Linked DNA regions of Homo sapiens: regions 1, 2 and 4 are each linked to region 3. Evidence: chromatin contacts called from ENCODE Hi-C or POLR2A ChIA-PET data. All regions are on one chromosome and are shown on one strand. The core of a region is the stretch at or near the end of the contact, and the rest is flanking DNA. Distances in the headings are between cores, read along the strand shown.

Region 1 (2,700 bases), core at 17-2,516, 2.3 Mb before region 3:
CAATCCTGGAGGATTAGGGAGATTAAAGTGAGAGAAGAGAGAGATGTCCCAGAGACCAAGAGGTGAAAAACAGGGCTCCTTGTGGAGGGGAGGTCTGGGAGCGAAGTGGGGGGCTGGGGCTCGGAGATCCTTCTCCCCAAATCTTTCCGTAGGGGCTGGGGTGAAGGGCACAGTCTGGGGAGATGAAGTGACAGTGTGTTCATCTTCCTGTGTTGGCATCTTCCCTGTCCCAATTCTCCTTGCATCTCACTAGCTCCCAGGTCAGCCCTCTGGCTCCTGGCACCCCCACTGCTGCGGTGGGCACCCCCACTCCTCACAGTGCTGCATAGCGACCTCTTCCAGGCCTTGCTGGGTGAGTAGCCCGTTTTCTGAGGGACCTGGGCCTCCAAGGGCCATTACTGAACTTCGGGGGCTGTTTGGGAGCCCAGAGATCATTTGGTCCAAGCTGGAGCACCATGCAGGGTCCTGCCTATGGTGTCCTCCATGAGTGTGGACCAGCCTTGGCTGAAAGGGCTCCTCCCTTGCCAGCCAGCCAGCAGCGGTGATGACAGGGGTGATGTGCCTGGAGAGGCCTGGGGTGGGGAGGTAACTCAGTTCTGTTCCTGTGACAGACATCCTGGACTATTATGAGGCTTCCCTCTCAGAGAGTCAGGTAAGGAGGTGGGGGCGAGCGCCTAACTTCCTGAGGGGCAGGCAGGGCTGGAGGGGTGAGCCAAATATCACTAATATTACCTGGAATCTTGGGGGCCCTGCTGACAAAAGCCTGAGTCAGTGGCCCAGGGACTTGGGGCACCGAGAATGCACTCTCTGTGGTCCTGTACCCACTCTCCCTTTCTTCCTCGTTTTCTTTGGCTGCCCCAGTTTCAGGCACTAAAGAGTCTAGGGCTTAACTTTTTAGGTTTCCCCCTGAGAAACCTGAGGGAGAACTAGGCCCCCAGGGATTGCCTCCTTCAGCTCCTCCCTCACACCCGACCCCCTACCGCCTGCCGAGAGGCCTCCCTCCCGTATTCAAATAACCGTGGGTGCTCCCAGCCCAACTATAGATGCTTCCTTCTCTAAGAAATGAAATCCAGCCTCATCGTCTTTGCTGTCATCGCTGGTGGCTGGCCAGGTCTCCATGTTTGCCTCAGGGGCCTCTGTGCTTCTGCTTCTATCTCCTTTCCCATTATCCGGGTTCCTGCCAGCACAGAAGGAGTTAACTCTGCCAAGGCACCCCCCCCATTCTGGCTCCTAGCTCCCTCCCTCCCTCCCCCTGCTTCCTCTCTCCTCCTCTCTCCCCTTCCCTCTTCGGCTCCACGGCTCCCTCGGCCGCTGCCGTTTCCAACCCCCCCACCCCACTCCCCCGCCACGGCCCCTAGCCCCTGGCCGTTTGGCAAGACCCCCCCCTACCCCGGGGCTCCCCGAAATCCAGTTCCCCTCCCCCACCCCAGCTCATGCCCCAGCCCCCGAACTCCGGGGCTGCCAGCCCCCGGTGCCCCCGCCCCTCCTGAGAATCGGGGTGTGCTCCCCAAGCCCCCTCCCCTCCACTGGGGAGCCCCTTTTAGGGCCCCCTTCCCCTCCCTCCCACGCTCCCCTCCCCTTCCCTTCTCCAACCCCCTCCTTCCCCTCTCACCCCTCCCCCCATCCTGGCCCCCCCTGCAAAAGTGGGGTGCGGAGGGGGGAGGGGTGAGAACCCACGGAGGGGAGGAACGAAACTCCGATGAAGTCAGAGCCCCTTACCCGCCGCCGCGGCCAGGCCCCCCAACATGGACTGTCTCTGTATAGTGACAACCAAGGTAAGCATGATGGGGGGGCTATAAACTGGGGGGAGGGTATGAGTTTGTGGGGAGGGGTTAGTAGGCCTTATCTGGGACTGGCGCCCCTGGAGTGGCAGCATCAGAAGTAAGATGTATTTGGGGGTCTTAATTTAGTTTTGGGGTTCACATCTGAGAAAATGCAGGATTTGGCCACAGGTGCCCCCTGGAGTGATCCCTTTGTACCTGTAGGGATATGGAAAATTTAGGATATTCCATGGTTCGGGGGGCCTGGCGGGTTTGGGGGTTCATCAGCGCTGTTTGAGGGAGACTTATTTAAGGAGAAGCCTGGCTCATAAGGGAGTCCTGCTGGTGTATGTGGGAAGGTGGGCTATGTTGGGGGGTTCCTCTTTCCTCCCCAGGGAAAAGCTGGCTTCCAAGGGCCTTGTCCAGTTTTGGGGGGCTCCTGGCATGGGGTAAAGGTTATTGGTTGTGAGTGCCTGACTGATCTGGGGGTGTCAGCTGGCAGGGAAGGGGTGGGCCTTCAGACTCTAGAACAAGCATCTCGTGGTGGCTGCATTTAGGGATGCTCTCTCAATTTGAGGGAACTGTTAATTTAGGGTTCAGTCATATAGAATGGAGGTAGTTGGAAGTTGTCAGAGGGCTGGGGCCCTGGCATGGGATCACCTGAGGGAATGGACCAGGTGAGGCAAGGATTTGGGGGTACTCCCATAGGAGGCAGAAGATTGCAGCAGCCGAGCTTGCCAGCCCCTGAGGAGGAGGATGAGAGGCTTAGGGAGAGAGGGGATTTGAGGAGGGGGACCGGGTGGGTGGTGCACAATTTGGGGGTGGCCCAAAGGCAGGTGCCCAATATCCCCATCTCCTCCCACACTGTATCTAGCCCTGATCAAGAGAGAGGGAGAAGAGCAGATGTGGGGACTGTTCCAGATACCCCTGACGCTTGGGA
Region 2 (2,700 bases), core at 131-2,630, 2.4 Mb before region 3:
CCCCCTGCCAAACACCTCGATCTTGGTTCCCAAAGAGAACCCAGGAACCCAGCCTCTCCTGGAAGGCCCTCCCACTTTTCCCAGGATGCATCTGTCCTGTCGGCTTTTCAGGCCGGGCCAGTACAGTCAGTAGAAAGTGGGAGAGGTGGGGGGTGGTGAATGACAATAAAATGAAAGCAAAAGGTTGGTAGTAGTGAGTAGTAGAAAATCATACTAGGCTAGTAGAGTTAAGGACTTCGAAACCGTGGAACTCCCAAACCAGTTACAACAGGAAGACAGTGACAAGGTGAAGAACGCCTATCACGGTGGGAAACTCATCTGCCTGAGGCTTTTAGGCGCTGTCCACCCAGGCCGACAGAAAAGTTGGGCTCCTGTCCAAACGCCCTGTTTCCCCATTTCTCCGGCCTCCCAGCTCGAAGGGGTGCCACTTACACCTGGCTGACCGCCACACTTCACAGGAGGGTTTTTCAGGAAAGCTCCTGGGGCCCTTGAGGTTGGGAAGCGCTAACATATGCCTGCAGCAGGCCCTCCGGGGTGATTAGGACCCGAGCCTCCGGCTTCCACTCCTCAAAATCTCAGGCCCCCTCGGAACCCCCGCGAGGACTAGCTCCCCGCGCTAGGGGCTGCCGGCTCCTGCCGACCATGTGGCCGTTCCGGGCTTCCGGTGGCCGGGACCTGGGGGGAGGGGTCCCCGCGCTGCCATGCGGCCCCGGTCCACGCTTGGCCATGCGGCCTGCGACCCCGAGGGCAGCCTCCCGTGGGGGGCACTTCCGGTGCCGCGGCCGCCCCCTCCTCAGAGACTGCGCCAGGCCGGAGCCACGCCGCCTCCCCTCCCCCCGGCCGTCCGCCAACCCCCCCCATCATGCCCTCTCACCGAATAGCCCCCTCCCCCACCTCACGTGGCCGCGCTGAGCCGGGTCCTCAACGGCCCAGGTACCCTTGCCCCGGTGGGCCGATCTGGCCCCTGGCCCTCGCCCCGGCGTGGCCGCCTGGCGGCCTCTCCCGCGTGGCTGCCTCGCGGCTCGCCGTCCCCCGCCCTGCGTCGCTCCAACGTCACCGGGCCAACCCCAACCGTCACCCCGCGCGCCAACCGGGGCGCGCGCCCGCGCCTCTCCTCACCTCGCGCCGCTCTCTGGCCGAACCCGTGCGGCGGCGGCCGCCGCTCCCCTCTGCCCCCTCCCCGACCCCCGCGCAGTTCCATCTTCTCCCGGGCCCAAGCCAAGGTACCGCGCACACGCGCCCTGCCCGCTCTCACCTCGCGCGAACGCACTGACTCGACCCCGTCCGCTCGCCGCGAGCCCAACCGCTGCCTCCGAGCCCGCTGCCGCCGCCGCCGCCGCCTCTACCGCCGCCGCCGCTGCTGCACACGGGTCTTAGTACGCAGGCGCCGACTCCCCACTGACCAACCAAGCAGCCCTATGACAGCCGCGCAAGCGTGCTATCTATCTCCTCCGCCCTCCACCCCCGCACTGCGCAAGCGCACACACCCTACCCATCTCCACCCTCCCTCCCACCGACCCGTCCAATGACGCGCATACGTGACCCCGCCCCTCACAAACCCTGAGCGTTTTCAACTAATCTGCAACGCGCAGGCGCACCCGGTTTTTTAATCTCTTCAACCTCATCTTCCCTCCCCTTGATAGACCGCTCGTCCTACCGGGCAGTCCTTGCGCCTGCGCAATAAGGAGCCCTGCACTCCACACCCTCTAAAGGAAACGCCTGGGTCTCAGAACGCATGCGTGTTCGGAATCCTAAACAACCCCTTCCACCTCAGACGCCGTCAGTACGCCAGGCGTTGAAAAGACCACGCCGCTAGATCACTTGTCTCGTCTAGAACGCATGCGTCTCAGGATACGCCCCACCTCGGCTTTAACTGGACTTAAACGACTCACACGTTTCAGAAAACTTGCTCTGTGGGGTGGGCGCCTTGTCTTGGAATCAGTCCCCCCAGTTCCACACATGCGCGGGAGATGTCTTTCCGCCCCACTCTTCTAGCGCGCTAGTGTGGTCGGGTTCCCACCCATCTCGGCTTCACTTCTCTAAATCGAATGCCTATGCTCTGCCATAGAGTTCACCCGAGAAGATAGAGCGGTCCTGCGGCGGACACCATCTTCTTTAAACCCTCAGTCCGTATTGGTCTCTATGGCATCCATAGAGGCCATTCGGCTCTGAGGTCCTCAGTAAAGAAACTTAGATGGTATTACTGTGTTTTCCCCAACTGTGCTCTGCGGTTCCCCAAAGTATTGTCTACGAGGTCCCTTAGAAAAAATTGTCTATAAAAATGAGTGGTGGGCCGGGCGCGGTGGCTGACACCTGTAATCTCAGCACTCTGGGAGGCCGAGGCGGGCGGATCACCTGAGGTCGGGAGTTCGAGACCAGCCTGACCAACATGGAGAAACCCCGTCTCTACTAAAAATACAAAATTAGCCGGGCGTGGCGGCGCATGCCTGTAATCCCAGCTACTCGGGAGGCTGGGACAGGAGAATCGCTTCTCCTGTGGAGGTTGCCGTGAGCCGAGATTGCGCCATTGCACTCCAGCCTGGGTAACAAGAGCGAAACTCAAGTCTCAAAAACATAAATAAATAATACATAAATAAAATAAAATAGTGGTAGGCCGGGAGCGGTGGCTCACGCCTGTAATCCCAGCACTTTGGGAGGCCGAGGCGGGCGGATCACAAGGTCAGGAGTTCAAGACCAGCC
Region 3 (2,700 bases), core at 4-2,503:
ATGCGCGCCGCGCTCGGGAGGAGAGAGAAAACCAACCCCCTTTCCGCCCGGGCCGCGCTCGGTGACCCCTTGCCCCTAGCCCAGGCTCCGGAAGCCGCCCAGCCCTCGGCGGCGGGTCGGAGGAGGCGGTTTCACCGCGGCCGCCGCACGGCCGTCCCGCCCGTCCCGCCCTCCCCAGGTGGCTGTGAGCGCACATCTGACTGCGAAGAAACCCAAAGGGCCCGAAGTGGGACTTTCCCCTTCTTGAAAAAGTTGCCACTCTTGCAACTTGAGTATTCTTCCGCCTCGAAAAATAGCCCCGCCTGTTAAGCCCCGCGGGTGTCCGCGCTCTGTGACCTCTGCAGACACAGGCCAAGGGGCACGGCCGGTGATCCAGACATTGCCTGCCTGGGGCGGGCGGGGCTGGGATGTGGGGTGAGGCCCTGGGCTAGAGCCGATCCAGAGAAGGGACAATCCTCTAGACTGAGAATGGGCCCTGGTGAACCCAACCTGCACGACCCGAGAAGACGCTGGGGACAGAAGTGGCCCCGGTGGGTGCCTTCAGCTATGAGAGCGACTAGAGGATTTGGCCAAACTCTTCTTTGCTTTCTTATTACTTGAATAAGTAAAATCAAGGGTGGTGAGGCGGCAGCGCGCACGGCTTCGCCCCCGCCCCTTCCGCCAGGCGGGAGACACGTCCCCAGCCCGCCTTCCTTTCCCGCAGGGTCCACACGGGTCGGGCCGGGCGCGCTCCCGTGCAGCCGGCTCCGGCCCCGACCGCCCCATGCACTCCCGGCCCCGGCGCAGGCGCAGGCGCGGGCACACGCGCCGCCGCCCGCCGGTCCTTCCCTTCGGCGGAGGTGGGGGAAGGAGGAGTCATCCCGTTTAACCCTGGGCTCCCCGAACTCTCCTTAATTTGCTAAATTTGCAGCTTGCTAATTCCTCCTGCTTTCTCCTTCCTTCCTTCTTCTGGCTCACTCCCTGCCCCGATACCAAAGTCTGGTTTATATTCAGTGCAAATTGGAGCAAACCCTACCCTTCACCTCTCTCCCGCCACCCCCCATCCTTCTGCATTGCTTTCCATCGAACTCTGCAAATTTTGCAATAGGGGGAGGGATTTTTAAAATTGCATTTGCAAAGTTCGGTGTCTGGGCTGGCGAGTGGGGGAGGGAGGGAATGGGGAGTAGGCCCCGCCCCTACCGTCCTTTGCAAATAAAAATCTAGCGGGGCGGGGGGGGGGAGGAGCAGGAAGTGGCGGTGCGAGGGCTGCTGCACAGCGAGCGGAGCCGCGGTCCGGACGGCAGCGCGTGCCCCGAGCTCTCCGCCTCCCCCCGCCCGCCAGCCGAGGCAGCTCGAGCCCAGTCCGCGGCCCCAGCAGCAGCGCCGAGAGCAGCCCCAGTAGCAGCGCCATGGCCGGGTGGAACGCCTACATCGACAACCTCATGGCGGACGGGACCTGTCAGGACGCGGCCATCGTGGGCTACAAGGACTCGCCCTCCGTCTGGGCCGCCGTCCCCGGGAAAACGTTCGTCAACATCACGGTACTGCGAGGCCTGCGCGGTCCGGGGCACTGCTCCGGTTTGGACCCTGAGGGAGGGACTTGGGTGGGGGCGGGCGCGGTCTAGGGCGCGCAGCGAGAGGCCCTGACTGGGTGCTTGCCCTGGAAGCGGCGCGAATGGCGGCTGCACGTGAGTGGGTCCCTCAGTTGCCCGTAGGTCCTATGCCCCAGGCGGCGGCGCCCATCCCGCCCGCTACCCCGCTTTCCGCGACGGGGCGTTACATCCGGGGCACAGGGCGGGGAGGGGCGCGGCGCCCGGTGCGGCGGCCCACTTCCGCCTCTCCCAGGGCGGGGCGGGGACGCGCCTCAGTTTTTACTGGGGATTGGGATTGAGAGGGGACCCGGGGATCCTTGGACCCCCAGCTCCCCGTCCGGCTGCCAGCCCGCGTCCCTCTACCATTGTTTCTCCTGGTGCGGAAGGGAGCCCCAGGCGCGTGGTCTTGGTCCCTTGCCCACCCTCTGTGGGCTTCTGGCCCCTCCTAACTCCGTTAGAGAGGGCGAGGCCACCACACGCCCCCCCAGCTCAGCACGTTGGATTCAACATTCCTGCGAGGCCAATCCCGGAAGTCCCCTCGCCCTCCCTTCCCGCCATCCGGCGGGGCCTGGAGCAGGGGAACTTTGTGAGAAGTTCTGAGACAGCATAAGCGAAAGTATATTGGTTTACTACCGCTGCTCCCACCACCATCTCCCTGTCCACACTGCCCGGAAGTGGGGAGGGGGAGCGGAAGTTCAAAAGGGGGGGGAAGGGGGTTTCCGGGCGGGAGGGGACCGGATGTGGGGGCTTGGGGTGAAAGGGGGAGGGGGGAAAGGTTCCCGGGGTACCTAGACCCGAGAGCTGGCCTGCCGGGTCTGGCCCCTGTCCACCTTCAAAAGTTTTCCAACTTTCCCGGAAAGCCCCCAGGGGTCTGCTTCCTCATCTCAGAGCAGAGATACCTGGAGCTAAACTCTAGGTTACTTGGAGACCCAGGCGTCCGGGCCCTAACAGCTCCTGCAGAACCTTTGACCAAATAAGGGCAAAGTTGCTTCTCTTGCCTCGCCCGCCCCCCTCCCTTCCCCTCTCCGCTTCTGCTTTTCCTGAAGGAGAGTTCTGAGCATCCAAAGGCTCCTCACTTACCTCACTGACTCCCTTTATTTCCTGGGTTTACTTTCCCCATTAACACTGA
Region 4 (2,700 bases), core at 147-2,646, 2.3 Mb before region 3:
GGGCGAGGGGTTTGAGGGTGTTGTGGATCCAACAGCTCAGGCAGAATACCAAACAAACCTTTTTTTCCCCAGGTGATGACTCATGGGATCTGATCACATGTTACTGTCGAAAGCCCTTTGCAGGGCGGCCCATGATTGAGTGCAGCCTGTGTGGGACGTGGATCCACCTCTCCTGTGCTAAGATTAAGAAGACCAACGTCCCCGACTTCTTTTATTGCCAGAAATGCAAGGAACTGAGGCCAGAGGCCCGGCGGTTAGGGGGGCCTCCCAAATCTGGAGAGCCCTGATGGCACCAACTTTAGCCTGGAACTTCCAAATGACAACATGATTTGGGAACTGAGCCTCAGGGTCCTCAGCCTATCCCCTGGAGCTTGGATACTGTCTGCACTTCAAGGCAGGAATTCTCAAGGGAGACTTGTTTGAAAATGAGTGTCTCACTTTCCCACCCTATCCTTCCTCCCCACTCTGTGGACTTGAAATTGAATCCATTACGGTTGGGGATGGGAGGCTGTCTGTGTCCCGACACATAATCTCTGTCTCTTGGACCTGCCACCATCACTTTCTGGGTCAGGATTGGAATTGGGATGGAATGGGACAGTTGTCTATAAAACTCTAGTGTAAATATTAGCACTCCCCTCCCTCATCTTTTCTTCTATTTCACTCCCCATTTATTTTCTTCTACACCGGTTGTATTTTTAATTTTGGACTTCCCCTATTGGGCATGGCAGCTCAAAGGTGGAGTACTAGAGCCTGGCCAAGTGAGGAAGGAAAGCAGAAAGGTGACGATTCTCACTCACCTCTTTTGTTTTTAATAATATCGGCCGCTGTTTGTACAGACAGCCTGCGTGTTGTAAATAAAGCAGAGTGGGCTCTTTTGTGTTTATAGCCCTCACTGTCCTGCTCGGGAGGGAGGCTTTGGTGGCTGAAGACTAGCTGGAGGTGGGGCTGAAACCCACGTCTCAAAGTCCAATCTGAAGATATCACAGCACTGGGCCTTTCCCACCCCAAGACAAGTAAGCCACCTTAGAGCTTTCATTGTATTTGGCCCTCCCCACTCGAGTCTAGGAACCCCCACAGTCCCCACCTTCACTCCCTGCACGCACACTCCTGCGGGTCAGAGTTGCTTCGTGCTCCATCGTGGGTGGGGTAAAGCGGGGTGGGAGCCGATGGTCCGTTTCCTGAAGGCACAGGCCAGCTTAGCCTGGGTGCTCAGAGGACCTCGGCTGGGGTACACGTTTGGGGGCTGGGAGACCGTTGCTGAAGGCAGCGATCATGTGGCGGGGGCACTAGGCGGAGTCAGACGGTCACGTGATTGGGAGGGGATCACGTGACGGAGGGCGGCTGAGGAGCGCGGGGTGGCTGCCTTTAAGTCACGTGACATGAGGAGAGGTGGGCGGGTACCTGGAGGAAGCTCGCGGCGTCGGTGGCGGTGGCGCGCGGCGGCCGCTGAGACCGGGGCTTTGAGTCGCACCCCGCGGCCCGCCCCCCGCCGCCACCCTCGCAGATCCGTGCTTTTTCCCCTTTGCTTCTCTCCCGTACTGGGTCAGTCCTGTCCGCGCTCGCGCGTCGGTTTGCGGGTGTGCGCAGGCGCGGCAGGGGCCATTAGCCCTTTGGGTGGGCGGTGGAGCCCGGGAGCGCGCGGGCGAGACCATGGCGGGTAGCAGCACTGGGGGCGGTGGGGTTGGGGAGACGAAGGTGATTTACCACCTGGATGAGGAAGAGACTCCCTACCTGGTGAAGATCCCTGTCCCCGCCGAGCGCATCACCCTCGGCGATTTCAAGAGCGTCCTGCAGCGGCCCGCGGGCGCCAAGTACTTTTTCAAGTCTATGGATCAGGATTTCGGGTGAGCGCAAGGCCTAGATAGGACCGGCGGGGGCTTTGCTAGAGTGGATTGGGCGACATGGAGGGGCACACGTCTACTTTGGGCCACACTGGGATTTTCTGGCCTATGGTGGAGCAGATTGTACTATGCTGAGGTAGGTTGACTATCCCAGGATGGACAAGGTTATGCTTGGATAGATTGAGGCACACGGACAGACTAGGATATCCTAAACCAGATTAGACAAGATTAGGCTTTACTGGAATAGGTGGGGGCATACTGGTTTATGTTGGAGTATTCTAGTCTGTACTGAGTAAATTGATCCATTGTCTGGTTGTTTAGTACGTTCTCAGGAGTCCTGTAACGCCTGTAATCCCAGCACTTTGGGAGGCTGAGGCGGGCGGATCACGAGGTCAGGAGATCGAGGCCATCCTGGCTAACACGGTGAAACCCCATCTCTACTAACTAAAAATACAAAAAATTAGCCGGGCGTGGGGGCACGCGCCTGTAGTCCCAGCTACTTGGGTGGCTGAAGCAGGGAGAATCTCTTGAACCTGGGAGGCGGAGGTTGCAGTGAGCCGAGATCGCGCCACTGCACTCCAGCCTGGGCGACAGTGCGAGACTCCGTCTCAGAAAAAAAACAAAAAACACTTGGGCCATTATGGACTCTACTGGGTTGTATTGGTTAATCCTGGTTTCTCTTGGGGCAAGACTTGGTTTTATTGGAGCACTCGGTATAGGGGCAGACAAGGCTGTTGGGGCCTGTGCTAGCACAGGCAGCCGTATTGGGATGTTCCAATCTAGACTGGTGCAGACAGCTGCGTGTGGGGGCATTGTAGGCTGTGCTAGAATAGATTGGGCTATCCTAGGGTAATTTGGG

The links. Hi-C counts contacts between places; a loop is a spot of excess contacts on that map. ChIA-PET counts read pairs that join two places held with the same protein, here RNA polymerase II (POLR2A). Pooled maps may share reads with other maps.
Region 1: a loop to region 3 is called in a map of sigmoid colon, with 7 times the contacts of the local background. The contact joins the promoter of DLG4 here to the promoter of PFN1 in region 3. A Hi-C loop is called at or near these places in 1 of 168 maps with a recorded cell type or tissue (sigmoid colon), 2 of 37 single-sample maps with no recorded cell type and 13 of 50 pooled maps. POLR2A ChIA-PET finds 5 or more read pairs at or near these places in 1 of 52 experiments (A549).
Region 2: a pooled map shows a loop between it and region 3 (15-fold over the local background). The contact joins the promoter of EIF5A here to the promoter of PFN1 in region 3. A Hi-C loop is called at or near these places in 3 of 37 single-sample maps with no recorded cell type and 9 of 50 pooled maps. POLR2A ChIA-PET finds 5 or more read pairs at or near these places in 1 of 52 experiments (H1).
Region 4: a map of naive thymus-derived CD4-positive, alpha-beta T cell shows a loop between it and region 3 (15-fold over the local background). The contact joins the promoter of DVL2 here to the promoter of PFN1 in region 3. A Hi-C loop is called at or near these places in 3 of 168 maps with a recorded cell type or tissue (chondrocyte and naive thymus-derived CD4-positive, alpha-beta T cell), 9 of 37 single-sample maps with no recorded cell type and 18 of 50 pooled maps. POLR2A ChIA-PET finds 5 or more read pairs at or near these places in 3 of 52 experiments (GM10248, activated naive CD4-positive, alpha-beta T cell and naive thymus-derived CD8-positive, alpha-beta T cell).

What each region holds. Positions count from the first base shown.
Region 1 is chr17:7,216,193-7,218,892 of GRCh38, reverse strand. It overlaps DLG4 (discs large MAGUK scaffold protein 4), which reads left to right and starts at 1,266. Exons shown (of 20, transcript NM_001321075.3): 1 at 1,266-1,775. The coding sequence starts at 1,746. It also overlaps a transcript of ACADVL not described here.
Region 2 is chr17:7,306,308-7,309,007 of GRCh38, reverse strand. EIF5A (eukaryotic translation initiation factor 5A) reads right to left here and starts at 1,380. Exons shown (of 6, transcript NM_001970.5): 1 at 1,256-1,380. RefSeq lists enhancers at 1-213, 1,444-2,254, 2,084-2,383, 2,255-2,700 and silencers at 684-803, 894-1,063, 1,424-1,533.
Region 3 is chr17:4,947,083-4,949,782 of GRCh38, reverse strand. It overlaps PFN1 (profilin 1), which reads left to right and starts at 1,253. Exons shown (of 3, transcript NM_005022.4): 1 at 1,253-1,520. The coding sequence starts at 1,389. It also overlaps a transcript of ENO3 not described here. RefSeq lists silencers at 1-203, 664-913, 1,044-1,383, 1,654-1,723, 1,754-1,983 and an enhancer at 294-463.
Region 4 is chr17:7,233,213-7,235,912 of GRCh38, reverse strand. DVL2 (dishevelled segment polarity protein 2) reads left to right here and starts at 1,396. Exons shown (of 15, transcript NM_004422.3): 1 at 1,396-1,844. The coding sequence starts at 1,651. PHF23 (PHD finger protein 23) reads left to right here. Exons shown (of 5, transcript NM_024297.3): 5 at 73-875. The coding sequence ends at 287. RefSeq lists an enhancer at 1,199-1,248 and a silencer at 1,359-1,658.